Regions from separate parts of the Homo sapiens genome. Here region 2 is linked to region 1. Evidence: read pairs that join two places in POLR2A ChIA-PET (ENCODE). Cell type or tissue: PC-9. All regions are shown on one strand. Links, peaks and the distances in the headings refer to the core of each region. The heading gives the core; the rest is flanking DNA. Region 1 has its middle 53 kb from the start of PCED1B-AS1. Region 2 overlaps LINC02416 (long intergenic non-protein coding RNA 2416).

The links. ChIA-PET counts read pairs that join two places held together with the same protein. Peaks named below come from ENCODE experiments on the same cell type or tissue, not always from the same donor. Only the 100,000 strongest peaks of a DNase experiment are listed, where the experiment ranks them.
Region 2: POLR2A ChIA-PET joins it to region 1 with 5 read pairs; 5 of 35 experiments call an interaction of 5 or more read pairs at or near these places.

The regions. Positions count from the first base shown.
Region 1 is chr12:47,266,441-47,271,819 of GRCh38, forward strand. No RefSeq gene overlaps it. Among named protein-coding and RNA genes, the nearest start is that of PCED1B-AS1, 53 kb to the left of the region's middle. RefSeq lists enhancers at 1,966-2,015, 4,356-5,379. In PC-9, for the core only: no CTCF peak of the experiment used is centred there; a DNase peak (open chromatin) is centred at 5,011; H3K4me3 peaks cover 972 bases; H3K27ac peaks cover 3,814 bases.
Region 2 is chr12:47,367,647-47,373,025 of GRCh38, forward strand. LINC02416 (long intergenic non-protein coding RNA 2416) reads left to right here. Exons shown (of 4, transcript NR_183615.1): 3 at 2,012-2,164; 4 at 2,244-4,194. Among named protein-coding and RNA genes, the nearest start is that of MIR4494, 6.1 kb to the left of the region's middle. In PC-9, for the core only: no CTCF peak of the experiment used is centred there; a DNase peak (open chromatin) is centred at 2,995; H3K27ac peaks cover 1,579 bases.

The DNA of each region.
Region 1 (5,379 bases), core at 106-5,105:
TCCCAGAATCCTGACCCCATCGTGGTATTCAAATACAACTGAAGAAATATGCCTTTTTTTTTTTTTGAGACAGAGTTTCACTTTTGTTGCTCAGGCTGGAGTGCAATGGCGTGATCTTGGCCACCTGGCTAACATGGTGAAACTCCATTTCTACTAAAAATACAAAAAAATTAGCTGGGCATGGTGGCACGTGCCTGTAATCCCAGCTACTTGGGAGGCTGATGCAGGAGAATCGCTTGAACCTGGGAGGTGGAGGTTGCAGTGAGCTGAGATTGCGCCATCGCACTCCAGCTTGGGCAACAAGAGTGAAACTCTGTCTCAAAAAAACAAAATATATATACTATATATATATATATATATAGACACGAGGTTATAGCTGAGACTTGATGCTTCTGGAGAGCGCAGTGTAGGGACAACCCTCCCCTGGTATATACGTTGAGCCCCTGAGTTATATAGAATCTGAGGCGCTCCTAGGGAGAAAAAATCTGAACCACATACATCTGAGGGGACTAGACATGTATGCTTGTGTTCAAATCATGCCAGGTGGTTCCAAAGCAGCCAGATTACAGGAAGAATGATGGGGATGACCATGGAAGAATTCTGCACGAGGGAGGAAGGTCTTGCCTTGGGAGCTAGGGATGACAGTGGTTTCAGGAATCATAAGGAAACAACTGGAAGTCAATCTTACTGACACTGAAGTACAGCAGGCCTTTACTTCCAACAGCAACATCATATGGTAGGATTCCAACTGCATGAGCAGACATTAATTTTGGTTAAAGCATCTGGCCATTGAGAATAATATTCTAGCTCAATGGCACCACTGTAGTCCTGTTAGGTGAGACAGAGTGCAGTTGGGAAGTAAGCAATAAGCAGGGCTGATCCATGGACACATGTGGGATCAACTGGCGAGTCCCAGAAATTGCTAAGGAGGGAAGCATTGTCTCACCAGCTCAGTCCACACACCCCTACCTTTAGGCCTTCTCTGTTACTATAGCATATTTAAAAAATCATAAATCCAGTTCCGAAAGAATTGATGAATAATGTTAAAGTCTCTGAAGGAGGGAGCCACAATAAATGGCACTCTTCTTGCTCACTTGCATCCTGAACAAGTTGAAGAAATAAAACAAAGGTAGAGCAAATGGGGATCACCTTTGTTACCGGCAGAGGCCAGGCTAGAAGACTAGGTTTTAGGTCTGGTGGTCAAGTGGGCTAAAATCAGACAGACTTGCCCATAGTCAGGCATTTGCTAGGCTAGAGCAGGCCTGCCCAGGCAAGACTTGCAATACAGAGAGATACTGTGCATTCTTGGAATGCCCACTCCTAATAGGAAGCAGCAAAGCTGACCCAACATGCTCAGCGATTCTTCCAAAATTACCATCCAATTACTCACTCCAGAGCCCTAGGGGTGGGATGAATAAAAGGGCTAAGGGAAACAAAACATGTGCTTGGAGAACTCCCTCGTTATAGAAACCAGGAGAGGAAAAAAGGTACGTCTCCTCTGTATTGATCAGGGTCCCATCAGGTTATTAAATAGAAGATATTAAATACGAAGAATTAATTATAAAGGTGTTAGAGGAGCTAAAATAGTCACTAGGGTAGATGAGGCATCCCAAAGATTAGCAAGTGGGAAGCCACCACCCACCCTTAAGACTGGAGAGACAAAGGAAGGATCTGGGGGTCCCTTGATAGACACTAGCATTATAACAGAAATATTCAGGCAAGAGCTGGAGCCACAGAGGAGGGCAGCTACTGCCAGATATGCCTCCCATGGCAGAAAAAGAGGACAAGAAATACTTTGGCTTCCCCTTTCCTCCCAACCTCCAATCTCCAACAGTACCTCTCGCTGGTTAAGTGAGGCTAAAACAGGTGGTCAAGAGAGCCTGGGTATCATAGCTTGCAACAGTCAGACATACAGAGCAGACACAAAGGATGGATCTGGAGGCAAACAGTCAAATAACCAGCACAACATTTAACCAGGCAGAGTTTTGTTGCAATTTTGTTTGTAGACGAAAGAGAAATTTACATATCATACACCCAAACCTTTCTAAATGTCTCATCACCACTTTTTGAAATTTCTCTCCTGCAGCAGCTGCTATGTCGTTTTGTTTGTTTGTTTTATTTTTTTGCGATGGAGTTTCACTCTTGTCGCCCAAGCTGGAGTGCAATGGCGCAATCTTGGCTCACTGCAACCTCTTCCTGTCTCAGCCTCCCAAGTAGCTGGGTTTACAGGCGCCCGCCGCCACGCCCAGCTAGTTTTTTTGTATTTTTAGTAGATACGGGGTTTCACCATGTTGGCCAGGCTGGTCTCGGACTGCTGATCTCAGGTGATCCACCTGCCTTGGCCTCGCAAAGTGCTGGGATTACAGTCATGAGCTACCGTGCCTGGCCAGCAGCTGCTATGTCTTGCTCCATCTTTCTTCCCCACCTCAGCTCTGTCTCCATTCCACTGGCTCTCTTCTGCTCCCACCATTCTCTGAATCCCCTCAACAAAAGCCTTGTCCAAAAGCCTGGGGAACTACAGTTTACTCCCTCCTCACCCTCTCTATCAACAATGACTCTCCTAGGGACTCCCTCGGTGACCACTCAGAGCTTTGAGATTAGGTAAACAGTGTTAATATGACCAACTTGGAACTTGCAGCTTAGTCAAGCCTGAGACAGTCAAGTTACCCAGATAAGGATAGACCATGCACCTACTTAAAATAACAGCATCAACAGGAGTTCTTCTGCTTCCCTTCCTGTTTCAAATTATAGCAATTGACCACTTAGTTACATTGGTTAATGCCCAAGACAAAAATGCAGCCCATCTCTTCCCCACCTGGCCTGCATATATGTTCATTTTGCATTTAGCAGAACTGAAAGGACTTCTTTCTGTTTTATTTTCTTGTAACCACAGAATTTAAATATCTACTGTTTTGTTTGTGGGCTCACAAAGAGGGTGAAAATCATTGCTATTTTATTTCAAACAAAATAAAAGATTACAGTCTTCCAATTAGAATAGGACTTAAAACATAGTAAGAATTTAAAAGCCATGTGCTGATTCATGGGAAAACATTAAGACACAGATGGGTTACACGATTTACTCAAGGTCATACCACTGAAGCAATGACTTTATTATCAGAACTATAAAGAACAACACAAATATTTACATGATTAATATTTTGTTGATAGTAATGGGGCTAGAATTAGAATATGGATTTTACGCTGCTCCAATCCCTGTCTGCTAACTCTGTTAGACTGTGTTTCCTACACACTGGAATTGCAGGATAGTTGCTGGATGTTCAGGCTGTGTGGTCGTGTAGGCATGGGTACAAATCCCAGCTCTGCCACCTGTTAGCTACGTGACCTTGGACCAGCCCCTTAACATCCCTTAGTTTTGTTTTTGGATCTAAAAAATGGGGTATGTACCTTCCGCACTAAGAGGGATAAGGGTTCAGTGAGATGATGTATGTTGTTGGGGAGGAAAAATTTTTCCTCTACTCTCTTCTTTTGCTGGGGGCGTGCAAATTAACCTAACAAAAGACAGACTAACAAAAGAGCAGACACAAAATTTTTATTAATATTTACATGCACAGGAGTTCACAAAAAAGGAGTGAAACTCAAAGAAGTGGTTAGACTCTGGTGATGGGTTGTTCTTCCCTTACTGGCACAGAGGAAACACCTTCACAAAGGCAAATTTGTGCCCTGCTTTTAGTCAGATAAGGGGAGAGGAAAGAACTCTTTCTGCATCTGTTGATTCTCAATTGCTTCCAGCTGAAAATAATCCTTACACTAAAGTGGCATATTTTGGGGTGGCATATTCTGATCCCCTTCCATGTAAAGTGCCTCAGCACCAGGTCTGATTAAAGTTAAGTGCTAAATAGCCCACTATCATTAGAAAAGTCTGTGTCCCCACCTTGTAGTAATAAAGCTCAGACACAACAGGATGTCATAGGAAGGGAATGAGGCATGTTTTTCTTTTCTCCAGTTTTTCTGCCTGGGCTTCCCTGCAAGTAAGATTATCTACATTTAAAACATATTTGATCGGCCAGGCGCGGTGGCTCACGCCTGTAATCCCAGCACTTTGGGAGGCCCAGGCGGGCAGATCACGAGGTCAGGAGATCGAGAACATCCTGGCTAACACAGTGAAACCCCATTTCTACTAAAAATACAAAAACAAAATTAGCCAAGCGTGGTGGCGGGTGCCTGTAATCCCAGCTACTCGGGAGGCTGAGGAGGGAGAATGGCGTGAACCCGGGAGGCAGAGCTTGCAATGAGCCAAGATCACGCACTGCACTCCAGCCTGGGCGACAGAGCGAGACTCCGTCTCAAACAAACAAACAAACAAAACAAAACATATTTGATTCACCTTAAATGGCTACTCATATCTGTCCTTTCCTCTGCAATGCTCTGCCTTGATCCTGGTCCAGGTTTATCTGGCATAGACTGCCCTCTGTCCAGCTCCTGTCTACCCCTCCTGGATCACAAACCAGAGAAAATGCAGAATCTTTCATGGGCTCCCTACTGCCTTCAGTGTGAAGCTCAAGTGCAAAGCCCAGCACCATCTATTCTGTACCTAACTTCTTAGTCTGAATCTCTTCACCTCTTTTCCCCAACCCCGAACTAATGGCTACCACTGACTCAGGGGAGCCTTCTCCTGCCTTCATGCCTTTGAATGGGGGGTATCGCTGCATGAAGCTCCTCTCTCCCCTTTACCCACTCAAGAGTCACTTACTCTTGGTAATATTTCTCAGTTGCCCTGCTTCACCCCTATTCTCTCATCCTGGCCAAGTTAGATGCCCTTCTGAGTCCCCTCTTCTCTACAGAATTTTAATTGTGCATTTTCTTCTTTGTCTCTGCCTTTAAGTTATGAACACTTTGAAGAAAGGACCATATTTAGTTCATCTCAGAATCCCAGTGCCCAGCACAGACCTGGCATAGGGTAGGCACTCCTTAAATACTTACTGAATGAATTATGCCATTTAGTCTGTCTGTGGTGGCACTGGAAACCCACAAGAATTTAACAGCCTCGTCTCTGTCTGAAGTTCAGGGCTTCTGTAAAGAATACGTGATGGAAAGAGGAGGTGACTAATAGTGATTCTGCAAAAATATGTAGGTAAAAGGAATGGCTGTAAATTAATGATGAAATAACCTTCCTAAGTTTCCTTGTGGAAGATATATGTTAATTCCCCAAATGTATGAGCATCTGTGTATTTTTGTGGGGAATATACAGTGTCTTTTCTAACACTGAGATGCTTGAAATGGGGTTATTTCCCTTCCAAATGAAAACCAATTAAATAAATTATATTTTTTCTGTGGTGCTTACAAAGTGTGGGAGTTGTCACCAAACATTACTAAATGTTCTAATTTAGTCATAAAAGGGCTGAAAGATGTAGCATAATT
Region 2 (5,379 bases), core at 64-5,063, 100 kb after region 1:
AATAGTCTCCCATAAATTTCATTTAACAATAGTAAACAAGATAAAGTATTCTGCCTCCCCGGTGGTTACAGTCTAGAAATGGATGGGAAGATAATCAAAATAGCATTAAGTTCTAGAACAAAAGTAGAACAAAATTAAGAGTAGGGAGTGATGAGGGCAAGGAGCTAATTTAGACTGGGTGGTCAGGAAAGGCCTCTGAGGACGTGACCTTTAGGCTGAGAACTTAATAATGAGAAAGATAAAATCTTGTAAAAATCAGGAGCAGAGAAACTTGAAAGACACTGGGTGGGCATGAGCCTGCGTTTTCGCAGGCAGAGGGTCAGTGTGCCCAGGGCCCAATTTCACCAAATGAGGTCAGAAGGGGTCATGACCAGCTCCGGTAAGTCCTCTTAGGCCATGATAAGCTGTCTTGATTTAGTTCTGCCCACAACAGGAAGCCACAAAAGGGTTTTTACAAAAGGGAGTGAGATGATCTGACTTAATATTTGTGGATTACTCTGGTCTCTGTGCAGAATAGAAATTGTACCAGGTTCTCACAGTATTTCCGTGAGATGATTGCAGCTTAGAGCTAGAGATAAAGAAAAGAGGATGAATTGAGGCTGTCTTGGGGAAGATGACAGCACTCACTGATGGAGTATATGAAGGGAGTAGCACGGGACAAGAGGAATCAAGAGTGATTCCTGTGTGAGACTGGAGCCACAGTGTAGTAGATGGTGGTGTCATTTCCTAAGTTGATAAAGAGACTAGAGGAGAAGTGAGCTTGAGGGACAGAGGTGGAAGGAACCCAAAGTTCTGTTTAGGGCATATGAGGTGGAGATGCTATTAGACTTTTAAGCAGAGTATAGAGGCAACCCGCTGCCTCTACAAGCCTGAAGCTTAGTGGACAGATCAGGAGTGGAACTGTAAACCTGCCAATCATCAGCAAGGAATGACTTTAAACAGGGAGTTGAACAGATAAGCTGGGCCACGTAAATATTGAAAGAGGATGGGGAGAGGAAAAGAAAGAGAAGTGGAGGGGAGGGAAGGGGAAAAGAATAAGGTCCCAAATCAATCTTGGCCGTCCTCAAAGAGAGGAGATGGAGGAACAGCAAGTGATTGGGGAAGGAAATCCACCTAGGAGAGGGTGTGCTATAGAAGCTGGAGGAGAAAGTGAGAGGTTGAAGAAAGTGCTAAAGGATAGGGTCAGAAAAGCAACAAGTGACCAGATTTGGCAAAATAAGTCATTAATCACATTGATTAGAACCGTTTTGGGGAGTGATGGGTTCAACAGCTCAATGACAGTGAATTGAGAGAACGAGAACTGAGAAAGTGGAGACAGTGCCTCTAAACAGCACTTTAAAGACATGTTGTATGGAAAAAAACAAGATTGTAACAGGAGGGAGAAGGTCAGGGAAGAGTTTTTTTTGGCTTTGGTTGACTTGGTTTTTAAGATGCAAGATTCCGGCACCTTTGTATGCCTTTGGAGTTAGAGAGAGAGGGGCTGGATGCAGAGCCAGCCTGAAAAGGTCCTGAGAAGGTGAGGGGGGCTGGGGTCCAGGAGCTAGCAGATGGTAAGGTTGGCCTGAGAGAGCAGCCAACTCCCCCACTGAGGCCTAGGAAAGAGCACGTGGGCAGAGACAGCTGCAGGGTACAGTTGATGAAGGGAAGGTCTAGTCTGCAGCTTGAAGCTTCTTTGTGAAGTTTGAGAGGAAGACATCAGCTAGACTATGAGGGAGGGGGAGCAGGTGTTGGAGCTTTGAAGGGAGAGCAGCTATAAAATGCTTCCTTGTAGGATGGGCCAGGGAATAACCCCGGGAAGTGCAGGCGGGGCTCCAGGCCCTGGGAGAACCCATCAATATTTGTGACCCTGAATTAAAGGAAGACTAGTTAAGTAGGTGGATGATACCGTGTTGACCAAGATGGCTTGGGAATGTACAATCCTGGCATCTGAGGAAACAGACCTGGCAAGAGGCAGTAATGTGAAGTAGCCATCTCTCTGAGCATGCTTTCCTCACCACTTCTTCCTTCACAGGATCCGGTTTTGTTCAGGTGTTCACACGAATCATGAGATTCACAGGAATGGGAAGCCGAACTCATTCCCAGCTCCAGAAGTGGATGCTGATATTTTAAACCAATCACCAGATGCCATTCCTTTGATGATGATGATTAATTTGTCCAGGGGCAGGTATGAGACCCAACTTGAACTGGTCAGACAGAAGGGAAGGACATAATTCCAAATGGACACCTGTTCTCTCTCCTACCAGTGAGGAAAAGGAAACGAGATGTCCAGCTGTTGGCCCCAGTCATAAGAGGAAGCTGATGCTGCGGATGAAGAGTGGAGCAATGGAAATAATCTGGGGTCCAGTAACATTGCTAAACTACTGATTCAACTAGCCTTTCTTTTTTTCTTTTCTTTTTCTTTCTTTTCTTTTTTCTTTCTTTTTTTTTTTTTTTAAGAGACAGGGTCTTGCTCTGTCACCTAGGCTGGAGTGCAGTGGTGAGATTATATCTCACTGCAGCCTCCCACTTCTGGGCTCAAATGATCTTTCCTCCTCAGCTTCCCAAGTAGCTAGGACTATAGGTTCATGCCACCACACTGGGCTAATTTTTAAATTTTTTTTGTAGAGACAGGGTCTTGCTATGTTGCCAAGGCTGGTCTAGAACTCTTGGCCTCAAGTGATGCACCTTCCTCTTCCTCCCAAAGCACTGGGATTACAAAGGCATGAGGCACCATGCCTGACTAACCATGAAGACTGCTTTATCTCTGAATAAATCCCCTTTTTTTAAAACCCAGCTTTTGTGAGGGTTTCTGTTACTTGCAGCAAAAGGGTCCTGATGGACACAGTTGTTTTTGCAATGTATGAGAAATCCTCAAAACTGGCTTTTCCCATGCTTGCCTTCCTCTCCGTTACACGCACTGCCTAAAGCAAAGTGACTGCTTCCTCGGGAGTCAGGTTTTAAGGTCCCTGGGGTAGTTCTGCTTCCACAGTTTAGGTTTACCAAGAGGCAGATATGTTTGTCCACGAGCTGGTTTTGCCAGTTGCACTTGTTTTTGTAATTATGTAAAGCAATGAAATATGAGTGAGGGAAAGAATTGCTGTTGTCCAAAATCCAAACTGAATGCTTTCCATAAACAGTAAAGACAAGTTGCTTAGAAAACAAAGCAAATACAAAACAATCTTAGAGTTTCATGCAGGTGAGGCAAGTGTAAAATAATTGGAAAATTTTGTTAAATCTAGAATAATTCTGAACTCAGATTGTTCCCCAACTGTCCTTCAGTTCTGGCTCTACTTTAAAGCTATTGGGACTGAAAACCACTGACTTTTTAAATGACTACACATGACTCCTATTAGATGTCACATGTCTTAAAAGAGGCCTTATCCCTTCAAAATACTGTCAAATGAAAGAATATTTATATGTTTTACTTTAGTAAAATATTAAAAATGTTTTCCATTTTTAATGTTTCTTTGCTCTAACTGACTAACTGCTTTAACTGATTACCCAACTAGCTACCAGTCTGGTGGCTTCTGAGTAAATGTACCCCTGTTCCTCTTTAGCCCCTTCTCCTACCTGGTCAACCTACTGCCCTCAGTCTCTTTCCTTTCTCCATCTTGTCAGCATAGAACAGTACAGCATCAATAACAACTGATTTTTGCAAAATTATAATTACAATAGCAAGAGTATTTTTCTTTTTTTTTTTGTTTTGAGATGGAGTATCGCTCTGTCGCCCAGGCTGTTGTGCGGTGGCATGATCTCGGCTCACTGCAAGCTCCATCTCCTGGGTTCACTCCATTCTCCTGCCTCAGCCTCCCGAGTAGCTGGGACTACAGGCGACCGCCACCACGCCCGGCTAATTTTTTTGTATTTTTAGTGGAGACAGGGTTTCACCGTGTTAGCCAGGATGGGCTCGATCTCCTGACCTTGTGATCCGCCTGCCTCGGCCTCCCAAAGTGCTGGGATTACAGGCATGAGCCACTGTGCCTGGCCGAGTATTTTTCATTTTAATAAAAGTTCTGGGAGGATCTACACTAAAGTGTTAACTGCTATTTCTGCATGAAGAGACTGTGGATTTTTTTCTTATTTTCATGTATGAGGATAATAATGATGTGTACTAGTATTGACTTGGTTATAACAAACTAAAAATAATCTTTTAACCCAAGAACAAAGAATATTTTGTCTTTTTATGAGAATTTACTTTTTACAGAGAACTTTTAGATCCATTGAATCAATGGTACTTCACAACTACACTGCAAAGAAAACATTTATTCCTGCTTCCCGATGAGGAAACCAAAATGGGAGAAGGGGAAACCATGTGGCCTCAGATGACAAAGCAAGTAAGAAATAGAGCCTGTTTAGATGCCCAGGTCCCTGATGTCTGCTTCAAGTAGTTTTTCGTTTCCCTCAGCATCACTAAAGATTTAATGAAAGCAGATTGATCATAGCTAAATATGCTTCCTCTGACAGAATGAAGAGCATTTGGCAATGTAAAAAAATAGAGTTTTAAGTGATGAAAGCGCAAGTCCAGAAGGAGACTGGGAGAGGAGGAAGGCCTTCACAGCACTGTTGGGTACTTCCATACAAGGCCAGTGTCACGTAGGATACGGTGGCTTCCTTTCTTGATCAACCACCCCCCAAGACTTCAAATCAGCTCTGTTAGTCTGTACTGGAAAATGTGGGCCCACTGTTTAACCTCTTTGGGCTTCATCATTGTGTTCTATTAAATAGGAGTGATGATAGTCACAAGATTGTTGTCAGAATTTGAAATGTTGATGTATATAAAGCCCTTAACACAGCAGCTGATGGGTTCTAGCATTGTCATCATAATAAAAACTAGTAATACTGTTAGTAGTAATCACACCACTGCTGCTTTAACGGGAAGTAGCAGACTTGCTGAGGGCTACCAGGCTGATGGGCACTAATGCTGGAAGATCATGAATCAGAACAATACACTCTAAGGATTCATCAAAACTATTATAATTTTTCTAAGCTTATCTCAGTTCTCTTCATTCTTATGCTGAGAATTTGACTTCTCAGAGTTTTTTGGGCAACCTCTTTATCACCTTTATCATCTATTTTATAAGAATTATCACCTCCACTACCACAAACCTCATTGGTAGTGTTAGACAGATCACTGAGGCAGAAAGCGAACACAGAAATTCTGGACTTAAATTCAACACTTGACCAAATTGTACCTAATAGACATCTATAGAATACTCCACCCACTGACAACAGAGTATAGTCTTCTCATCTGCATATGAACACACTCCAAGAACAACTACATGCTCAACTATAAACCAAGTCTTAATAAATTCAAAAAATTTCAAAATAATACCAATCATATTCTTGGACCACACTGGAATAAAAACAGAAATCAATACCAAGATGATCTTTCAAAAACCA